Regions from separate parts of the Homo sapiens genome. Here regions 1 and 2 are each linked to region 3. Evidence: chromatin loops called from intact Hi-C (ENCODE). Cell type or tissue: CD14-positive monocyte. All regions are shown on one strand.

What was found. A loop is a pair of places that touch in the nucleus more often than their neighbours do. Peaks named below come from ENCODE experiments on the same cell type or tissue, not always from the same donor. Only the 100,000 strongest peaks of a DNase experiment are listed, where the experiment ranks them.
Region 1: it touches region 3 in a loop (2.1-fold over the local background); 2 of 110 quality-filtered maps call a loop at or near these places.
Region 2: a loop joins it to region 3, with 3 times the contacts of the local background. A loop is called at or near these places in 2 of 110 quality-filtered maps.

The regions. Positions count from the first base shown.
Region 1 is chr11:105,110,940-105,118,939 of GRCh38, forward strand. No RefSeq gene overlaps it. Among named protein-coding and RNA genes, the nearest start is that of CARD18, 25 kb to the right of the region's middle. In CD14-positive monocyte, no CTCF peak of the experiment used is centred here; no DNase peak of the experiment used is centred here.
Region 2 is chr11:105,239,643-105,247,642 of GRCh38, forward strand. All of the region lies in intron 4 of LOC105369468 (a long non-coding RNA gene), which reads right to left. Among named protein-coding and RNA genes, the nearest start is that of CARD18, 100 kb to the left of the region's middle. In CD14-positive monocyte, no CTCF peak of the experiment used is centred here; a DNase peak (open chromatin) is centred at 4,989; H3K27ac peaks cover 1,786 bases.
Region 3 is chr11:105,185,766-105,193,765 of GRCh38, forward strand. The region is part of intron 4 of LOC105369468 (a long non-coding RNA gene); the gene reads right to left. Among named protein-coding and RNA genes, the nearest start is that of CARD18, 50 kb to the left of the region's middle. In CD14-positive monocyte, no CTCF peak of the experiment used is centred here; a DNase peak (open chromatin) is centred at 4,016; H3K4me3 peaks cover 1,352 bases; H3K27ac peaks cover 2,818 bases.

The DNA.
Region 1 (8,000 bases), 75 kb before region 3:
ACCTAAGATGGCCATAACATTTCATTTTTACTGAGGGTGAAATTTCACCTTTGCTTTTTAATATCCCCTGAATGAAAGCTGATTGTAGAAGGAGTCTCAGGCTGTAGTAGAATTAATGTGTGATTATACAAAAGAAATATGCACAGAAGAACAGTAAGTAAAAGGAGAAAGAAAAAGCCATGATGGCTGAGTAGAAACAGCTCCAGTCTGCAGCTCCCACAGAGAAAAACACACAGGGCGAGTGATGTTTGCATTTCAAACTGAGGGACCCAAATCCTATCACTGGGACTATCTAGGCAGTTGGTGCAACACACAGAAAGCAAGGAAAAGCAGGGTGGGACGGCAGTTCACCCAGGAGCTACACCGGACAAAGGGACCTCCTTCCCTCAGGCAAGGGAGGCAGTGAGGGACTGTGCTACCCACCCGGGGTACTATTTTTTCCAGGATTTTTGCAGTCCAGGGCTCAGGAGATCCCCTCGTGAGCATATACCATCAGGGCCTTGGGTCTCAAGCACAAAACTGGGCAGACCCACGGCTGCTTTTCTGGTCGGAGGCTGTTTGGGCAGGCACTGAGCTGCAGGAGTTTTTACATAGTCCAGCAGCTCTCGGAACTCTAGTGAGGCAGGAGTCCATCCACTCCCATGGAAAGGGGGCTGAAGCCAGCCAGGGAGCAAAATGGCCTTGTTCAGTAGGTCCACTCTAACAGAAGCCTGCAAGCTTAGATCCACTGGATTAGTACCCCCCACAGGCCAGCATAGCAGCCTGGTGTAGGCCTAAGATGACCGACTTCCCCAGGGGAGGGGCGACTGCCATTACTGCAGCTCTAGTCAGCGGTTTTCCCCTACGAGTGCTAGGGAGGCTGGGCAGATTGGACTGGGCAGCAGTCTTCACAGTGCATCACAGCCGCTGGAACAGATCATGGCCAGAGTGCTCCTTTAGGTGGGACTGGGATCCATCCCTCCCCACTGGGCAAGTCATCCTTGCAGGAATTCCACCAACACCAGCCAGGAGTTTACAGACAGAGCTCTCATTTCCCTAGGACAGAGCACCTGTGGGGAGGGGCGGCTGTGGTCTCAGGTTCAACCAACTTAATCTTTCCTACGTGCTGGATCTGAAGAGTCCCAGCAATCCAGACAAGGGGGCTTCCCCAGCACAGTGAACCAGCTCTGCTAACGGATAGCCAGACTACTTCCTTAAGTGGGTTCTTGATCCCTTTCCTGCTGACTGGGTGAGACCTTTCAACAGGGGTCACCAGACACCTCATGCAGGAGAGTTCCGACTGGCATCAGGTCAGTGCTCCTCTGGGATGAAGCTTCCAGAGGAAGGAGCAGGCAGCAACCTTTGCTATTCTACAGCCTCCTTTGATGATACCCAGGTGAACAGTGTCTAGAGTGGACCTTGGGCAAACTGCAGCAGATCTGCAGAAGAGGGGACTGATTGTTAGAAGAAAAACAAAAAACAGAAAGCAATAATAACAACAGCATTAACAAAAAAGACCCTACAAAAATCCCATCCAAAGGTCAACAGCTTCAGGATTAAAGGTAGATAAATCCGCAAAGATGATGAAAAACCAATGCAAGACCGCTGAAAATTCCAAAAGCTGGAATGCCTTTTCTCCTTAAATGATTTCAACACTTCTCCAGCAAGGGCACACAACAGGGCTGAAGCTGAGATGGATGAACTGACAAAAGTAGGTATCAGAAACTGAGTAATGACAAACTTTGCTGAGCTAAAGGATTATGTTCTAACCCAATGCAAATAAGCTGAGAACCATGATAAAAGATTACAGGAACTGTTAATTAGAATAACCAGTTTAGAGAGGAATACAAATGATCTGATGGAGCTGAGAAACACAGCATGAGAGCTTCATGATGCAAACACAAGTATTAATAGGCGAATCTATCAGGCAGAAGGAAGAATATCAGAGCTTGAACACTATCTTGCTGAAATAAGGCAGGCAGACAAGATTAGAGAAAAAAAATAAAAGGCAATGAACAATATTCCAGAACTATTAGACTATGTAAAAAGACCAAACCTACGACTGATTGAAGTACCTGAAAGAGATGGGGAGAGTGGAACCAAGTTGACAAACATACTTCAGGATGTCATCCAGGAGAACATCCACAACCTAGCAAGACAGACCAACATTCAAATTCAGGAAATTCAGACAACCCCAGTAAGATACTCCACAAGAAGATCAATCCCAAGACAGATAATCAGCAGATTCTCCAAGGTTGAAATGAAGGAAAAAATGTTAAGGGCAGCCAGAGAGAGAGGCCAGGTCACCTACAAAGGGAAGCCCATCAGAATAGCAGCGGACTTCTCAGCAGAAACCCTACAAGCCAGAAAATTCTGGGGACCAATAGTCAACATTCATAAAGAAAATAATTTCCAACCCAGAATTTCATATCTGGCCAAATTAAGCTTCATAAGTGAAGGAGAAATAAAATTCTTTTCAGACAAGCAAATGCTGAAGGATTTTGTCACCAGCAGGCTTACCTTGCAAGAGGTCCTGAAGGAAGCACTAGGAATGGAAAGGAAAATCTGTTAGCAGCCACTACAAAAACATACTAAAATACACAGGCAAATGACACTATGAAGCAACTGCATTAACAAGTCTGTGAAATTAACCAGCCAACATCATGATGACAGGATCAAATTCACACATACCAATATTAACCTTAAAAGTAAATGGGCTAAATGCCCCAATTAAAAGACACAGAATGGCAAGTTGGATAAAAAGACAGGACCCGTCAGTATGCTGCATTCAACACTGTTGGTGGAAATGTAAATTTGTTCAACCATTGTGAAAGAGTGTGTGGTGATTCATCAAAGATTTAGAACCAGAAATACCATTTGACACAGAAATACCATTACTGGGTATATACACAGAGGAGTATAAATCATTCTATTATAAAGATACATTACATGCATGCATATGTTCATTGCAGCACTATTCACAATAGCAAAGACATGAAATCAACCCAAATGTCCATCAGTGATAGGCTGGATAGAGAAAATGTTCTACATATACACCATGGAATACTATGCAGCTATAAAAATTGATGAGATCATGTCCTTTGCAGGGACAAGGATGAAGCTAGAAGCCATTATCCTCAGCAGACTAATGCAAGAACAGAAAACCAAACACTGCATGTTCTCACTTATAAGTGGGAGCTGAACAATGAGAACACATGGACACAGGGAAGGGAACAACACACACTGGGGCCAGAGAAGAGGATGGGGAATGGAGGAGGGCATTAGAGAAAAGAGCTAATGAATGCTTGACCTAATAAAGAGGTGATGGGTTGATCTGTACAGGAAACCACCATGGCACATATTTACCTATGTAACAAACCTGCACATCCTGCACATGTATTCCAGAACTTAAAAAAAATAATAAAATAAAATGGCATTATGATGTTCGACATTGAAGGATTTCAAGAAATCAGAAATTCACCTTCACTTTTAATGAGTTTAGGATTAGAAAAAGGCTCATGACTGCAACTGAATTTGTAGTTCTTCCAGTTCTTCAAAATCTTCACATCACTGAGTGACTGATTTAACCCCAAACTATTTTCCCCTGCACAATGCAGGTGTATAATTTTGCATTCAATGCACTGTAGTGTTTCTTCAGAGTGTCATGCTCTATCTGCTATTGCTTTTATGTTTGTTGAGTGTTATACATTCTTAAATAGACTGTGAAATCTTAGGGATCTAGGGTTGAATCCAAATTTACTTTGTATTTCTCAAAACTCTTAGCAAATGTTAGATATGTGCAGTTTCTCTTCATGAATTTGTCAATAGTAAACTCTGGGATTTGGAAAAATGTCCCTTTTCACATCATGCTTTCACTATGATAACTGTCTTTCTTCTCCCCACCTCTCCTGCTGTATTCTAAATTCTTCAAAGTTACATACTTTCTATAATTTATATCTGTATTCCTAAAGCAGAAAGCCTTGAAAATGGTTTTCTGAAGGAAAAAATGGTGCTACTAGCCAGTTCATGTCTTATGAATCAAGTTTAAAGACTCTAAATCCATTACCTGCTCAAAATTTCATCTTCTGTTTTTTTCTAGTGTGGTTAAAAAAATAGGACATTCTTTCATTTTTATATCAGGCTTAATGGAATGCTTATGGAACTGTGTGTTTTTAAACAGACATGACTCAAAAATAGGTGCATAAAGAGAGAATTCTTGGCTTCCTGTGGGAAAAAACAAATAAAGCAAACATTTAAAAAACTTCCACCAAAAGATATGCAAGTTATAGTGTCATACCACCAATGGGACTATACACATTCTGAAGAGGAAATAGCCCATGCTGTGTCTAAGTATTCCCCTACTGAAATGAGAGAGAAACACCTATAAGTGAGCATTTGTGATCTTATTACCACCTCAGAAATCAACATCAACTGACCCTCAAAAGGAGTGGTTTAAGCAAAGAACTTTTAGAGAAGAGCAATGTACTCTGCACTGACCAGAAGGAAGGTGTTTTTTCAGAATTCCCTGTTTTTTATACTATGGGTAGAGTATCTCTTTTCCAAAATGCTGGGGACACAAAATGTTTTGGATTTCGTACTTTTCTGAATTTTGGAATATCTACGTTATAATTACTAGTTGAGCATTCCTAATCCCATAACCTAAAATCTGAAATACTTCAATAAGCATTTCCTTTGAATATCATGTCAACATCCAAAAAGGTTTCGGTTTTGTTCAACAAAATACTAGCAAACTGAATACAGCAGCACATCAAAAAGTTAATTCACCATAATCCAGTGCACTTCATTCCCATAATGCAAGATTGATTCAACATACACAAGTCAATAAATGTGATTCACCAAATAAGCAGGATTTAAAATAAAAAAGCAGACACAGAAAAGCTGTTGATAAAACCCAACATCCCTTTATGATAAAAAACCCTCAACAAATTAGGCAACAAAGGAAACAGACCCCAAAATAATAAGAGTCATCTATGACAAATTCATAGCCAAACATCTAAAAGTATTCCCTTTGAAAACCAGCACAAGACAAGGATTCTCTCTCTCAACACAACTGTTCCACATAATCCTGGAAGTCCTAGCCAGAGTGATCAGACAGCAGAAGGAAATACAGGTTATCCAAATCGGAAAAGAAGAAGTCAAACTGTCCTCCAATGTACAAAATTCAATAACACTTCTGTACACCACAAACGTTGAAGCTGTGAGCCAAATCAAGAACTCATCTCAACTGCAATAACCAAAAAATAAAAATAAAATACCTAGGAAAACATCTAAAAGAGCTCTACAAGGAGAGCCACAAAACACTAAAATCAGATATGACACAAACAAATGGGAAAATATTCCATGCTCACAGAGTAAAAGAATCAATACCATTAAAATGGCCATACTGCCTAAGGCAATCCACACATTCAATGTTATTCCTATCAAATGATCAATACCATTTTTCACAGAGTGAAAAATAAAACCAATTCTAAAATTCATATGGAACAAGCGAAGAGCCTGAATAGTTAAAGCCACCCTAAGCAACAAAAACAAAGCTGGAAGCGTCCCCTTTCCTGACTTCAAACTGTACTATCAGGCTACAGTAACAAAAACAGTGTGGTCCTGGTACAAAAACAGACACATAGACCAATAGACAAAATGAAAAACTTAGAAATAAAGCTGTATGCCATCTGTTCTTTGACAAAGTGGGCAAAAATAAGCACTGAGGAATGGACTCTCTATTCAATAAATGGTGCTGAGACAGAATGAGAGAAAACATTTACAAACGATGTATCCAACAAAAGTCCAATATCCAGAACCTGTAAGTAACTAAAACAACTCAGCAGAAAAAAATAAATAACACCATTAAAAAGTAGGCGAAAGACATAAACAGACACTTCTCAAAGGAAGACATACAAGTAGCAAAAAATATATGGAAGTGTTCAGCATCACTAATCATCAGAGAAAAATGAACCGAAAGCACAGTAAGATACCATCTCACACCAATCAGAATGGCTATTGACAAAATGTCAAAAGTATATCATTTGGTCATCATGTATAATAATTTTTATATGTTGCTGTATTCAGTTTTTTAGAATTTTTGATAATTTTAATGTGTGAATTTATTAGATGTAATTTTTTAATTTCTGAGATTAATGTGCAGCATGTGCAGGTTTGTGACTTAGGTAAACCTGTGCCATGGTGGTTTGCTGCACAGATCAACCTATCACCTAGCTATTAAGCCAAGCATGCATTAGATATTTTTCCTAATGCCCTCTCTCCCTTCAAATCCCCCTGTCAGGCCCCAATGTGTATTGTTCTCCTCCATGTGTTCATGTGTTCTCATTGTTCAGCTCCCACTTATAAGTGAGGACATGCAGTGTTTGGTTTTCTGTTTCTGTGCCAGTTTTCTGAGGATAATTGCTACCAGGTAATTCATGTCTCTGCAAAGGATATGATCTCATCCTTCTTTATGGTTGCATAGTATTAGATGGTGTATATGTACCACATTTTCTTTATCCAGTCTATTGCTGATGGGCATTTGGGTTGATTCCAGGTCTTTGCTATTGTGAAGTTCTGATATCAAGTTAATATTGGTCTCACAGAATAAATTGAGAAGTGTTTTCTCCTTTTATTTTTTGTGTGAAAATAAAAGTCAAAAAATAACTGATGCTGACAACACTGTGAAGAAAAAGCAATGCCTATACAATATTGGTGGAAACCTGAATTAGTTCAGCACTGTGGGAAGTAGGTTGGAGATTTTCATACCCAAAGGAATATACATCATTCTATTACAAAGATACATGGAAGCGTATCTTCATTGCAGCACTATTCACAATAGCAAAGACGTATAATCAACCTAAATACCCATCAGTGATAGATAGGATAAAGAAATGGTTTTACATACACAGCATGGAATACTGTGCAGCTATATCATGGAATAACATGCTGGAATACTATGCAGCCATAAAAAGAAATGAGATCTTGTCCTTCACAGGAACATGGATGGAGGTGGAAGCCATTATACTCAGCAAACTAATTCAGGAACAAAAAAACGAACACCTCATGTTCTCACTTAAAGTGGGAGCTGAGCAATGAGAACACATTTACACAGTGAGGAGAACAACACACGCTTGGGCCTGTGAGGGTGTCAGGGGAAGGAAGGGCATCAGGAGGAATAGCTAATGGATTCTGGGTTAATACCTAGATGATTGGTTAATCTGTGCAGCAAACCACGATGGCAAACATTTACCTATGTAACAAACCTGCACATCCTACACAAGTACACCAGAACTAAAAATAATTTGAAGGAAAAAAAAAAACCTTAGATTAACAGAGGAAGAAATACTTCCAAACTTATTCTACAAGGACAGCATTACTCTGATACCAAAACCAGACAAAGGCACATTAAAAAAAAAAAGAAAAATAAAATATCAGCCAATATGATTGATGAATATTGATGCAAATATCCATAACAAAACACTAGCAAGCCAAATTCAACAACACATTAAAAAGATCATTCATCATGACCAAGTAGGATTTATCCAAGAGATGTAAGAATTGTTCAACATATGTAAATCAACCAATGTAATACATTGTATCAACAGAAGAAAGGACACAAAACATAAAATCATTTCAATTGATGCTGAAAAAGCATTTAATACAATTCAAGATACCTTGCTCATGAAAATTCTAAAAAAAAAAGAACAGGTACTGAAAGAACATACTTCAACATAATAAAAGACATATACTAGAAACCCACAGTTAGTTATACTGAGTGGAGAAAAACTGAAAGCCTCTCATCTAAGATCAGGATGTCCGCTTTCAACACTGTTATCCAACATAGTGTTGCAAGTCCTAGGCAGAGCAATTAGACAAGATAAAGAAATAAAGGGCATCCAGATTGGAAAGGAAGAAGTCAAATTATCCTTGTTTGCAGATTATGTGAACTTATATCTGAAAAATCCTAAAGACTCCACCAAAAAACTCTTAGACCTGATAAACTAATTCAGAAACATTGC
Region 2 (8,000 bases), 54 kb after region 3:
ACTAGGCACTCTTTCTCCCATCCTGGAGTTCAAGATCAAGAAGATATTGGGAAAGAAGGCCTTCCCAGGAAACCAACAATGAACTGGTGGGAGATGTGGAGAACTGGCACAAGCCAGTGTGGGACAATCAGCCCTCAGTAGTCCCAAGAGATATCAAGGGAACTGCTTGAGAGGAGAACTTTTTGATATAACTAGCACAAGAATCCACCAGCCATAACTGAAGCTGGTTTAAGAGTCAGAACAAAGTCCTAAAATTCCCCAGACAGGCATTAACCCTTTAGTCACTGGATTCCAGGAAGTAGGAAAAATAATTAGGTATACAACCAGAGAGGCTGGGACAGAAGGTGAAAGATAAATGAAGTCTTGCTTCAAGCAATGGGTTTTTTAAACTAGTCTAGATGTAGTAAAATATTTTAACAATCAGGATGATCATACCTTTACCAACAGAATAATCTTACCTTTTCATATGCACTGAATTATCAGTGCTAATTAAAATACAACCCGATATTGAATTCACCTCATTATGTCATAAGGTAATTTAAAGAATGAATCAAGAACATGTCTTAGGTTCTAGTTTGAGCAAGTAGTTGCTACTAACTAAGATAACGTTAACTAAAGAGAAACAAGATGAGAAGGGGTAATGAAGAGCTTTCTGTGGGGCATGTGAAATTCAGCAGCTAATAATCATAAAAGCACATGTTACAAATGAGAATGATTATAAATCCTGAACTCCTTGGGAAAATTTGGATCTAGAAATATTGATTTTGGATGGCATTTGAAAATCCAGGACTCCATGAAATCATATAGGGAGAGTTGGTAGTTAGAGAAAAGGGGTCTAGGACCAAGCCCTAGAACACTCTAATATTCAAAAAAGAGGAGAAGGATCCTGCAGAATTTGAAGAAGCACAGCCCATGAGACCTCCCTCACTTCTAATATCACTTGAATGTTTAGGAGTTTCCCCAAACCACCATTATACTTGATAATTCTCTAGAACTACTCATAGAATTCACTGAAAGTTACCTCCCATCAATATGTGACAATAAGTATGAAGTTTTACCAACCACAGAAACTCACCTGAGCCTCGGTATCCAAAATTTTTACTGAGGGGATCCATGGTTGACTACAAATATGGGTGAACTTCAGTCTCCAGCCTTTCTAGAGACAGAGAAGATACTTCTGGGTCTCAAAGCCTCCATTATAAATAACACTTTTAAACTATCCAGTGGCCAAGGCCACCTGGTAAATAAAGACATTTTTATCAAGGCAGGATATTCCAAGGGCCTACAGACCACCTTAAGGTAATGTAGGGCAAAGGCCAGGTATGTCTCTGTATAAAGTTAAGTCTTTACTACATAGAGCAAATAACCAGTTTGAGGTGGTAAAGGAAGAAAGGAAAAAGAAAACGTTACAACAGCAGGGGATTCCAATAACTAAGACAGAATATTTCAAGAAAGAGTGAGTATTCAGTTGTTTCAAATTCTAAGTTTTAATAAAGATAAAAAACAGGGATGTGGCCAGTGGCTAATAAAGCAACACTATGACTATGGCAACCTTGAAAAAGATGTTTTAGTGGAGTGGTAAGACTTGGCAATGTGGACAAAAATGAAGATAATGAGTATAGAATGTAGAGTTTTCTCTAAGGGAGACAAGACATTGAGTAGGAGCTGAAAGGTGAAATGAGGTTATGGGAGAAATACTTTAAAGAAAAATAATTCCTGAATGTGTCTATACATGACCATAAAATATCAAGTAGATCAGGATTTGTTGAAATGCAGAAGAAAAGAATGCATGTTAAGGGTGAGTCCAGGAGATAGAAAAAAATGAAGCCAAGAACTGAAGGAAGAGGGACTGCACTATGATAGGGCAGGAACGCTTCATTCCTCTTAACAGAAGTGCAGGCTTTGGTGAAGAGAAGATGAGGTAGCGTTTTTGTTGTTGTTGTTGTTGTTTTGTTTGTTTCCATTAACTTCCATTTTATCAATGAAGTGTAAGATTAGGTTTTCAGGCCAGAATGAATTGGGATACCATGCTACTGGTTTGACGAAATAAAACTAGGTATAAAACAGTTGTTTCCAAAAGGGAAGAGAGTAAACACACTAAAGAAATAGTAGAATTGTTAGGAAGTATTGAGTTCCCAATAATAATGTATTGTGTATTTCAAAGTAACCAAGAGAATAAAATTCAAATATCTTGCCACAAAAAAAAATGACCAGAAAGGTAAGATATGTTAATTAGCTTGATTTGTTTATTCTATACTGCATGTATAGATATCAAGATAAAACATCACATTGTATGCAATAAATGTATATAATTATGATTCATCAATTAAAATAACAAAAAAAGTATTTTAAAAAATAACTCAAGTGGATACCATAAGCAAGTTTGTGAGATAATATACCTACAGCCATTCCCTGTGACTCCGATGGATGTAGAAAAAAGAAAGGGATTTGGAGGTATTGACAAGCAAATGGTTGTGATGGTGGACCACTGGGAATATGTACTGTGTAGATAGGGATGGAAGAGAAGGGAGCTGGGGACACATCTGTATTTGGTTAAGAGTGGACTGGAGGCCACAATGAGACAGTTGTTTTAGTCACTGCTACTTGATGTCTCTGTTAAAAACAGATACTACACTTTCTATAGATGCTTGTACATTGATAAAATGATTTGGTTTACCTAGATGTCAGTACAATACATCATGTTTTCTCATACCTGGTCTCTCAGTTTGTGTCTTTTTTGCTTGACACATACATGCTCAGCCAATATTCCCAAAGCCCAGCCATTTTGCTAAATAGTTGGGGGTCAAGGTGGCTTCCAATTTATGCTACACTTGAACAAAACTAACTCTCCTATAAAATACGTCCTACTCTGGAAAGGTTCTGTGTGTACCCTTAATTTTCTTTCCTAGCCCTTCCAAGACTATCCCAATTTCCTCAACACTTATTTGACCTTTAAAATAAAAGTTTCAGGTGATTGATCCAATATGGTTGTTTCACTTTTAATATCCCCTTTCTTCATGTGCCTAGTGAAATGCCTCTCTTTGGTTGGCGGTTCCTATATGCATGTTCCTGAAGGAGTAAATCCACTGATGTGAGATAATACTAGAATGACTAAGAAAACAAGGAGAGCTTTTGGGAATTGAAAGAGGTTCCGACTTGGTAATTTCCCACTGTAGAGGTCAGCAAGCATAGCAGTTACCATTGGTACATGGCCTGAGATTAAGTGCATAGTATATAAAGGAAAGTGAGATAGGCTGACAGCACTCAGGAACGGACCCCAGGTACTTTGAGCTAGGGAAAAGCATGAAGACAAATGGGCCATCTATGTCTTCTTGAAGATTATCAGAACCACGTTCTACCAGAATTACTAATGTTCTTGCTAGGTCAAATAGCAAATCACTCTTAGAATAATGACTAAAACTTATTTCGTAATTGGTAGAGTCTCTTTAAGATTGTTCTGCTAGATTTTCTTTGGTAGAAAGAAAAGTCATTTTAATATAAATATAGATCAAACTTGGCAAATTAAAGATCAGACTCTGTAAACACAGAACATAAGGAAAAATATGCTACTACTTTATTCATTGTAAATTTTTATTCATTTGTTCATTCATTCATTCATTAGAGATAGAGTCTCACTCTGTCTCCCAGACTGGAGTGCAGTTGCAGGATCATGGCTCAATGTAATCTCCAACTCCAGGGCTCAAGCAATCCTCCCACCTCAATCTCCCGAAGTAGCTGGGACTACAGGCATGAGCCACAGCACCAGGCTAATTTTCGTATTTTTTGTACAGATGCGATCTCACTACATTGTCCAGGCTGGTCTCCAAGTCCTGGCCTCAAGCAAACCTCTTGCTTTGGCCTCCCAAAGTGCTGGGATTTCAGGCATGAGCCACCACACCTGGCCTATTTTTAATTTTGTAAATCACAAAAATCAATTGGTGACTAGGAAGTCAATTAATGGTTTAGAAAACTACAGCCTGGTGGAAACAGCAACAATTAATGTTTATTTGTAAGATCGTATTTTATAGGCTAAATTACAGTTGAATTCCAACTAGATATATATCCTCTCTCACATTTGAAAGTAATTGGCAGCACTGTACAAAGTCCTAACAATGAATTCAAAGGAGAAAGTTATTTTTCGTAACATGTACATAACATGTAAAAGAGCAAAATATCATTGGCTTTTCTACTGATGTGCTTCTTCTGCATATGGAAAATTAAATTATTTTGTATGGTATATCTGACTCTATATATGTGTGTATAGAATCAGATATTAAAAATATACTTTCCAGGTAATATAATATACACAATTTATTGTGATGCTGTTTAAATAACCAAATGCTCTCTTGTTAGGAGATGTCTAAAAGACTGGAAATAATTGAGCTGACTTTTCTAAACCAGAATAGCTAAGCTAGAATTGATTATATTCATGCTCTGAAAATTCTGATTTGCTAGAATCCATTTACTGTAACAAATTGAAGAAACCTAGTTTTTAGGTCATATATTGTTCATGACAAAATTGCATAGGAAATTTATAGATTTGTTCTGTCTAATACATTATGGACACATAATGTACCTTTTTGTGGACAGAAATGTCAATCATGGTACTTACGATAATAGAGTTAGTTGTATTTTTGTAGTTGTATATATTCTGACAGCATTAAAATATCCTGAAAATAAATTCAGTAGCTTCAGCATTAGGCTAGATATACCCTTCAGCTGTCATAGGGACTCAGAGAGAGAGGGAAAAAGGCAAAATATATTAATGTTTTCACTCTTTCTTCACAGTAAAAACTGTCAATATTATTTTTACTTTATGTACAGAGTTTTGAAACATTAAATGTAAAAGTAAGTTAAATTTAATAGATTGTATGAAAATATTTTTACGTCATCCCTAGGACAAGTAAACAAAGGCTGCAGATTGATGTAAAAATAATTCCCTTGTTCTGACTAATACACTCACGCACGCATGCATTTCCTTCCAGTCACCACAGCTAGCTGACCTTAGGAAACTCAAGTAATGACAAACTAAAATTAGTAACCACATGTCCTTTGCCTAAAGCAAGCCACAGCTGAAGGATGAAAAACTAGAGACAGAGAGAAACTCACTGTAACTTGAAATTGTGTCTAGTACCTCAGTTGTATATTCATTCTAAGCATTAGGTTTTGCTAATGTATAATCTTATCAACAGAATCATAAGGCTGAAATAAATATTGAGAGATCAAAAAAGTCTATATCCATTTCTACAGGTGGGACAGTTTAGAAATATTATAGACAGTTATAATGATAGGAAACTGCTGAATATTGCCTGAGCTCCTTGAATGCAAATTTTCTTCTGTGCAAAGCTATAAGTGACTCAGTAATCACTACAGAAAACTTCAAAATCTCATGAAAAATATGAACCATGTGAGAAATGGTTGTATTCCTGATAAATATTTTAGGCTTTGTCCCTGTATAGCCAGCTAAATGGGAAGCTCCAAAGTGGATTTTCTCTGACTCAAACCAGAAAACAGAATCCAGTAGAACTCAACTAAAAGCCAAGTTTCAGGTCTATTACTGTTTCATTGGTTTATTTTGTCAGCATCCACTTTTCTTTAGTTTATCTTTTACACAAAGCAATTTTAAAATTTATCTTTTTAACAGGAAAAGATGGTGGCCACATACCACTTAATTTGTTGTTTCATTTTGTTTTGTCCTTGCCTTATATTTTGTCATTTAAAAAATAATTCACCTGTTTTGCTTTCATACCAGTTTCTAATGATACCATTAATAATAATAGGAGTATTAATAGAGATGATATTTATCACCTTCACTTTGTGTGTCATGCTCTCTGCTAAAGTGTTTATACCATTGGGTTCAAACTTTGAACCTGAAAATCACCTGGGGAGCTTTGAAAAATCCCAAAGCCTGAGTTACACTTCATACCAATGAAACAGAATGCACAGGGGTTGGAAGCCAGACATCAGTATTTCTTGGAAACTACTTTTTTATCCCACAGAAACCTTTGAAATAGTGTAATTATGGTGGCTGTCTGTGGTAGTTAAGCATACCTTGTCTGGTAAACTGGCATTGGTTCCAAACTCCATTGTTTATGAGGTCTGTCACGTTCGATACTACTTTATTTCACTGTACCTCTTTTTTTCATTTGTAAAATGAGAAAAATAATTAGTCGCTACCTTACCGTGTTGGTAGGAGGTTTACTTAATGCAGATAAACTTCTAAGATGACCATAGTTATTACTCTACACCCATTCAGTAAGTGAAAACAATAAATCACAGAAAGTTGAGCAACTTGCTAAAATGTGCACAAATAAATGTTCCACAAAGCCTGAATGAATGCAGTCCAACCATGTATAGTTTAGATAGCAATTATTTCTTCCAAATGTACAGTTCCCACTGCCTTGATCTGTTTAAAATAGTGTAATCCAAGAGGTTAGCTGAAGAGTTTGGTTAAAACACCCAAGGGCATGTAGTTGTATAGATCTAGCTTCGGTGCCTTCTACCAGCTGCCTGTGGAGTTACCTACTTGCTTCTTGCTTCTTGTAAAAACAACTCAACCACATAGATTTAAATTACAAGCATTCAGGAAATATAATTCATTTTGTTAACTAGACTTTAATCCTGCTTATCCTCTGTGAAGAATGGATGCTAATTATAAAGTCTGTGGCATTCTTATCTTATATTCACTGTGGCATATCAGTGTCTTTAGTTTTCAAATAGATAAGGAAAATTAGCTTCCTTGAATATAAGACTGCAAGGAAGGTGTCGTCTATTTCTAAGAGTGCAGAATCACTGGAATAGATTTTTTAAAATTCTAATTGCTGGTCTTTACACTTTTTTTTTCATCTTTCAGGGACAGTGGCAGAAATTTCTCTGATAAAAGTCTAAGTCCTTTGACCTCGTAAAAATTTGCAATATAATAGAAAGGTAGACAAATAAATGGAAGTAGGAGGCTTTAAAGTAAAACCGATCCGACATGGGATTTAATCCCATGTTTAATCCCATTTTCAGAATTTCCTAGCCATGTGACCTTGTACAAGATTCTTAATTTCTCAAAGAAGGTTTCATTTGGTATACAATGGAGATAATAAAATCTAACGCAGATATTTGTTTGTCTTAGGGATTTAATAATATGGTATATATAGTATTTTACTTAGCCCAGCACTAGAACATAATAAGACATCAAGAATTGGTTGCCTTATTTATTATGCCATAATTTAGCATGACAAATAGGTAAATAGAGTAAATACTCAGGGTGCTAAGGAAGAACATGGGTGGAACCCTTAAAACAGATGGGGATTGAGGAAGGACAGCTTCATGAAGACATGGCGGTCATGGATTCAGAGAGTCTGATTTAAAAGAATTATATGTTGTATATTTAAAGCCAGCTTGCTGAAGTATGACTTTAATTATGAATACATGTACGATTTCAACTTCTGTTTATTTTCCTGGTATTGAACAGTTGTTGTCAAATCATCTATAAAACGCTTGACCCACTGTGACCTCATATCTCCCTTTATAACCACAGGGAATGAAGAAACAAATAAAATGAACACTATTATGAAACAAATATATATGATACGTATAAATCATACTTAAAGTTATTTGAGAAATTCCTCCTACGAGTTACACTTGGAGTCATTTAGTGCATCATATTTGACTTTTCCGAAGTTAAGTTTCATATATATGAAAATTCTCCCAGTACAGACTCTCTAAATCAAAGTTATTTCACTTTACACCTAGAACGATAAACAAAATAACAGACCTTGCTTAAACTCTTTGAGGGCAGTTAAAGTGATGTACTTTAAAGAAAACTTCTCAGTAAAGTTTTACATTTCCTGTATAAAGGTCATAGCCCTTTATTGTTTTACCCATGAAGCCCATTACAATTTCATTTTTGTACTTATTTATTTATAGTTAAATTGTCAACTGTCATTCTGTAATTATCATTTCTCAAGTCACTTTTCTTGCATTCCCACAGGGTTTTAGTACTGTGAGCT
Region 3 (8,000 bases):
ATCTAAATTTGTATTAAGCTAGAATTTCATGAAAAGATAGAGTATAGTACAGCCATGGCTGTAAAAACATGTATACTTGCCAAAAAGGAATTCTCCACTTGCAAATATATGTGAGAACAAAATATTAAAAGAAGAGCCAAAACAAAGGTAAAAGAATACAAAATTGTAGAAAGACATCTTGATAGTTCAACAGAGCTTTATTTTTTGGTCTGCTATTTTAGAGCTTGAAGACTGGTCTTTTAAGCTAACCTAATCAAACAAAAATAAAGGAAAAGAAATTCTTTTTTTTTCCTCCCTTTTTTTAAAGTGCAGTGGCGTGATCTCAGCCCAGGCAACCTCCATCTCCCAGGTTTCAGTGATTCTCCTGCCTCAGCTTTTTGTATTTTTAGTAGAGACAAGGTTTCATCATGTTGGCCAGGCTGATCTCGAACTCCTGACCTCAAGCGATCCACCCACCTCAGCCTCCCAAAATGCTGGGATTACAGGTATGAGCCACTGCACCCGGCCCTGGAAAATGAATTTTAAAATATAAATGAAGTATTTGAGACATATGAGATTATATAAAGTGATCAAACCTATGAATTCTTGACATTCCTCAGAGAGAAGGAGAAAAAGTAAGCAATCTGAAAAATATATTTGAGGAAATCTTTCAAAAAAATTTCCTTAATCTCGCTAGAGAAGTAGATAATCATGTTGAAGAAATCCAGAGAACACTTGTGAGATATTATACAAAATGAATATCAACAAGGCATATAGTCACCAGACTGTCCAAGGTCAATGCTAAAGAATCTTAAAAGCACCTAGATATAAAGGTCAGATCACATAGAAAGGGAGCTCCATCAGGCTAATAGTATACTTCTCACCAGAAACCTTTATAAGCCAGAAGAAATTGGGGGCCTATTTTCTGCATTCTTAAAGAAAAGAAATTCCAGCCAAGAATTTCATATCCTACCAAACTAAGCTTCATATAAGAAAGAGAAATAAAATCTATTCTGGACAAGTAAGTACTAAGGGAATATTTTACCACTAGACCTGTCTTACAAGAGATCCTTAATTAAGGTAGTTTTAAACATGGAAATAAAAGAATGATACGTGCTACCACAAAAGCACATTTAAGTACCTAGCCAACAGACCCTATAAGCAACCACACAATAGAAACTACAAAACAACCAACTAACAACATCATGATAAGATTGACACTTCATGTATCAATATTAAACTTGAATGTAAATGGTCTAAATGCCCCATGTAAAAGGCTAAGTGTGGCAAGCTGGATTAAAAACAAGACCCCTCTGTCTCCTCTCTTTAAAAGACTTATCTCACATGTAATGATATCCATAGATGCAAAATAAAGCATTGGAGAAAGATCTACCACAGGAATGGAAAACTAAAAAGAGTAGAGGTCACTATTCTTATATCTGACAAACTTTAAATCAACAACAGTGAAAAGAAGACAAGGACATTACATAGGGAAAAGGTTTGTTTCACCAAGAAGATTTAACTATTCTAAATATATACATCCCCAATGCTTAAGCACTCAGATTCACAAAAAAGTACTTCTAGACCTATTAAAAGACTTAGCTGTACAATAATGATGGGCAACTTCAACAGCAGAAAGATAACAAAGATATTTTGTACTTAAACTCAAGACTTGACCAGTTGAACCTAATAGACATCTATAGAATACTCCACCCATCAACAACAGAATATACATTCTTCTGCTCTGCGCACAGAATACACTATAAGATCAATCACATGCTCAGCCATAAAGCAAGCCTCAACAAATTAAAAAAATAAATAAAAATCATACCAACCATACTCTTGGACCACAGTGGAATAAAAACAGAAATAAATCAATACCAAGAAGAGCTCTCGAAACTACAAAATTATATGAAAATTAAACAACTTACTACTGAATAACTTTTAGGAAACAACCATATTAAGCAGAAATTTAAAAAAAAGTCTTTGAAATGCATAAAAACAAAGACAACATACCAAAATCCCTGGTATGCAGTAAAAGCAGTGTTAAAAGGAAAGTTCACAGTGGTAAACACTTACCTCACAAAGTCAGAAATATCTCAAATAAAGGACTTAAAATCACCCCTAGAAAAACTAGAAATAAAAGGACAAACTAACTCCAAAGCTATCAGGAGAAAAGAAATACGTAAAATCGGAGCAGAGCTAAATGAAATTGACACCATAAAGTCCATGCAAAGAGTCAACAAAACCCAAAGTTGGTTCTTTGAAAGGGTGAACAAGATCAATAGACTGCTAGCTATATTAACAAAGAAAAAAAGAAAATCCAAATAAGTTCAATCAGAAACAGCAAAGTGACATTAAAACTGATAAGTGATGTTATAACTATAAGTGACATTATAACTAATCTCAGAGAAACATAAAGAATTTTAAGGACTATTATAAACACTTCTATACACACAAACTAGAAAATCTAGAGGAAATGGATAAATTCCTAGAAACACACAATCTTCCAAGATTGAATAAGGAAGACATTGCAACCCTAAACAGACCAGTATCAAGTTCTGAAATTAAATCACTAATAAAATAAAAACTGCCAGCCAAAAAACAAAAGCTCCAAACCAAATGAATTCACAGCCAAATTTTATTTATTTATTTATTTATTTCGAGACAGAGTCTTGCTCTGTCGCCCTGGCTAGAGTGCAGTGGCAGCAATCTCAGCTCACTGCAACCCAGGTCCAAGAGATTCTCCTGCCTCAGCCTCCCGAGTAGCTGGGATTTCAGGCATGTACCACCACACCTGAATCACTTTTATACTTTTATTAGAGATAGGGTTTTGCCATGTTGACCGGGCTGGTCTCAAACACTGGGCCTCAAGTGATAGGCTGACCTAAACCTCCCAAAGTGCTGGGATTACAGGCATGAGCCACCCTGCCCAGCTGTCACAGCGAAATTCTACCAGATTACAAAGAAAAGCTGGTATCAATTCTACTGAAATTATTGCAAAAAATCAAGGAAGACAAATTTTTTCCTAATTTATTCTGTGAAGCCAGCCAGCATCACACTGATAACAAAAGCTGGCAAAGACACAGTGAAAAAGGAAAATTACAGGCCAATATCTGTAATAAATATAGGTGTAAAAACCCTCAATAAAATCCTAACAAGCTGAATCCAATAGCACATCAAAAAGTTAATTCACCATGATCCAGTCGGCTTCATTTCTGGGACGTAAGTTGGTTCAAAATATACAAATCAATAAATATAATCCACCACATCAACAGAATTAAAAGCAAAAATGATATGACTATCTCAATAGACATGGGAAGCTTTCGATGAAATCCAACATCCCTTCATGATAAAAACACTCAAGAAATTCAGCATGAAAGGATCATATCTCAAATAAGAGTCATCTATGACAAACCCACAGCCAATATAATACCAAACTTCATTGATGGAATCATTCTCAACCCAAACCTCAGAATCATGCAATACACACAGGTAACAAACGTGCGCATGTACCCCTGAATTTAAAGTTGAAAAAAAATCTGAAAGGTTTAAAAAAATAAGGTATAAAAATACACCCACTGAAATATAAGACAGTATCAAGTTTACAGAAATCTACAAGTGTGTTTTTATCCACTAGGGTTAAGCTGGAAGAATTTGGGGAGATGAGAGTATTTGGGGAGATAATGGCTAGTAATGATGGCTCTTGCATCCTACTCTAAGCAGTGTGGTCTTTAAAGTAAAAGTAGCAGTTAGCACTGAAGCATTTATGCTAGAACAACTAAATTCCCAAATTTAAATCTTAGATAGTTCATTCTGAAAGCATTAATTGAGGTGGTTTCAAAGAGAAAGAGATAATATCAGATAAACCTAAAAGGTTGAGCTGAAGTAATAGGCTCAAGTGAGAAGTAAAATCTGAAGTAAATCAAAAATTAAGTTGTAAATAATCTAGTGGACATGATAAATAAGAGAGAAAGGGGAAACTCTTGAGTAATTTCCTTTTCTGAAATACTTGAATTACTGAATACAGTCATCTACTAAATTGCGACACCCACGGGAAAAAAACATGCATGCTGTAGGTGATGATGAGTTTGTTATTAGCTTTACTTTGAGATTATTTTAGGACATCCAAATTAAGCTGTTTGCAGGATTGAAATATCTGCACATTAGAGGGGCATATGTGTCTGAAGATCAGGAATTCAGTCAGGGATAGAGATTCAGATTGTGGGTCACCATGATGCAATTGGTAGTGAAAATAATCAGAGAAATAGAATAACTCATTATGTAGGATAAGATTAGGATCGAATAAAATCAGAATCTCAGTGGACACCAAGACTGGCAGGAAGGCAAAAAAACACTAGAGTACAAGGAGATTGAGAACAATTTGAGACTAAGAAAGGGTCAGAGAATGGGAGGTTCTTAAAGACAGAGAAGTCAGGGAGTGACATTTTTTAAGTGATTTGTGGTCATCAAGATCAATGTCACTGGAAGGATTACATTGTTTCTGGCACAACAGTGGTTATTGGTGACTTCACAAGAGCACTTTTAATAGAATACAACAAATATAAAATATATTACTGGAAACTAAGTGAAGATTTTCAATTTTATAAATGGTGCATAGGCAACAGGCATTTCTGGTCTCTCTGAAAACCCAACTAAAGTGACATTAAGTTATTTTTGAATATATATAAGCAAAAAATCAAAGAAAACAGATTTTAGTACATAAAATGTTATTTTTGGAATATAGAAAGCATACAGATGAATAGTAACTGAGTGTATACATGAAAAATCCAGAACATGACAGCTTGGGTAATGACAATTTAAAAAAATCATGATTTATGGTACAGAACCATGGAAAGTGTCAAAAATTGGAGTCGCAAATTATCTCTGAAAGCCAGAGTGTGAAGTGGGACAGAAAACAAAAGATTTGTTGAAAGTGTCTTTAGGAGCAGGTAGCTGCCCTGATGTTCTCCCCAAGTCCAACAAACTAGTCAATTGCCCTTTCTTGAGCTCTGCAGGAAAAAAAAAAAAAAAAAAGGATTATTCTCTGAAGATGTTGAATTACAGAGACTGTGAATTGGAGACATCTTGACCAGCTAAGGTCAAAGATGAGGCACCCCCCTGGACACATGGAACCAGGCGATCGAGGGTGTACTGAATGGAGGTCCTCTTGCCCCCATGGCTGCCTGCCTCCCACTACTCTGGCCTCTATGCTTTTCTGTTGTTGGCAGATGACTGGAGGATTTCTTTCTGAGGAAACTGCCCTGTAGAATAGAGAACTACAAATTCCCCGCAACGTGAAGTTTACCTACACAACAATCCTGCCCATGTACCCCTAAACCTAAAATAAAAGGTAAAAAAAAAACAACAAAAACCTTGTACCCTACCTAAATACAAATTCATGATTAAACAAGCCATTACCACATACATAAATCTTCCTATTAGAATGTTAGGACCTACTTATTTTGATTGGACAGCCAAGGATCACCAGGTATTTGAGAAGCTCCTTAAAAACAAAACACAAAAAAATGCACATGAAAATCCAAAGATAGAAAAAAGAACAAATAAAAACATCAGAGATCATATGGGGAATAAAAAACACTCATATAAAATTATAATTCTCATCTTCAAATCTAAAAATACTATATTACATTTATGATATGAGAGTATTCAGAGAATACAAATTTTTAGAAATGTGAAATCTTTTGACAAAAATAAAAACAAATGATTGAAATGTTGAAAAGCAATGAATAGAAAATTTTGCAGGTGAAAAAAATAATTTTAAAATAATAGAATTCTAAAAGGTTAACAACAACAACAACAACAAAAGCTCAGTCTAACAGGCCAACTAATGAGTTCCACTGAGAGAGACAATGATGGGGAGGATATTATGAAAGCATCACTTAAGAAATTTTTCCAGAATAGAAGGATAAGATTTTCCACAAAAAAAAAGGGTCCACTGAGTATCCACAATGTGACTCAGATTCATCAATACTCATGACTACTCTTCATAACTATACAATTTCAGGACATTTGGGAAAAGTCCTAAGAGCATCTGGAAAGGAAAAAAATGGGTTACATACAAAGGGCTTATACAAAGGAATAAAAATGACTTCTTACTTCTAACAAGCAACACTGGAAACTAAAAAAGAACTGAACAATGGATTCAGTTTCTGAGGGAAAGTCTTTTCTCTCCTGGAAGTCTATGAATCTCACTGCAAACTAAATGCAAGGATAAAAATATTTTCAAACATGCAAGGGCTTAAATTAACTTTCTCTGTGCACCTTTTTCTGTGTTACAGAGTATCTATAGAACATTGTTGAAGTATATATTTCATAAAAAACGAAGGAATAGATTTAGGAAGGACCCAGGAATCAGGGCATTTAACACAAAAGGGTGTAAAGAGGAGACTAGAGAAAAATCCAGTTTAGACTGGAACAAGAGGAGTAAAGATTTCAGGAGAGATATTTCAAACACACACATGTACACACACACACTGGTTTCTTTGTAGTCAAATACATAAAGTAATTTATCAGTTCTTCTTGTGTGCATATGTGTGAGTGTATAAGGTAGTGCAGGGATGTGAAAAAGAGCCATATCCTCATTCTTCAAGCTAAGAAACCAAAAGATATTATCTAAAAATACTTAAAACCACTAAGTAGCAGTGAAAACTCAGTATTTAAAATATGCAGTTTAAATGTATAGTCTATGGGAAATTACATTGGAATATTCAAAATTCAATTAATGACATGAGACATCTAAAGTTTTTTACACATTAAAAAAGGTAAAGCATATATATTAAATATCTCAAAGTACAACAGAAATTTTCAAAAAAATATACTGGAATGAAAAGAAAATGTCTACGTAATAATTTTCACCAAACCATAATATCAACAAATGCTGAAAATAATAATTCTTATAAATGATATATTATTTCCCATATTTCAGGAAGCTTAATCCACTTTATTTCCTGGAAACTCCTTTCTCTTTCACTCTTCACTGTCAGTTCTCTTCAGAGGCAGATATTGCTAAACGTACACCAATATGTGTTCTCTAATTTTTCTGTATCAATAGAAGTTCTGATTTTTATGTAGGCATATGGCTTTCCAGGATATATGGTAAATTTACCATCATTGTTTGTCACTACGTTTGGATCAATAGACTTTAAAGAGAAGGGCCTTGTGACAGTTTCTCTTATGTGTCCATTTGATGGGGTCATGAAGTGAGCAGATATTCGATTAAACATGATTCTGGGCGTGTCTGTGAGGATATTTCTGGATGGCTGAGATTAACATCTGAATCTGTAGACTGAGTAAAGTAGATTGCTCCTGCTCCTGTCCTCCACCAATGTGAGCAAAGCTCATCCCATCTGTTAAATAAAGGTCTGGATAGAGCAAAATTCTAGGCAACAAAGAATTCACTCTCTCTGTCTCATGGTCTTTGAACTGGGTTATCAGTACTCTCTTGCCTTAAGATTCAGTCTGACACATATACCTTTGGCTGTCCTGGTTCTCAGGTATTTTGAGCTGCAGTTCTTCGTACTTCCCAGCCTTCATAATAGTGTGAGCCAATGCCTTATACTCTGTGTGTGTGTGTGTGTGTGTGTGTGTATATATATAATATAAAATATAAATTTATCTTTTTTAATATTTTAAAATATACATATTATATATTATATACATAAAATACAGATGTAATATATACCATATATTAAAATATAATATTTTAATACTTTAAAATGTATAAATTTAATATTTTAAAATGTATTGAATATTTTATATTTAAATTTATATGTTATATATAGATATACAAAATTTAAAAATATATAAAATTTGTTCCTCATAGAAGTACAGGGACAAATCTTTCAAAAGAAGGGTTTGACCTTCTTGGCCAGACGCAGTGGCTCACACCTGTAATCCCAGCACTGTGAGAGGCTGAGGCGGGTGGATCACGAGGTCAAGAGATCGAGACCATCCTGGCCAACACAGTGAAACCCCATCTCCACTAAAAATTAAAAAAA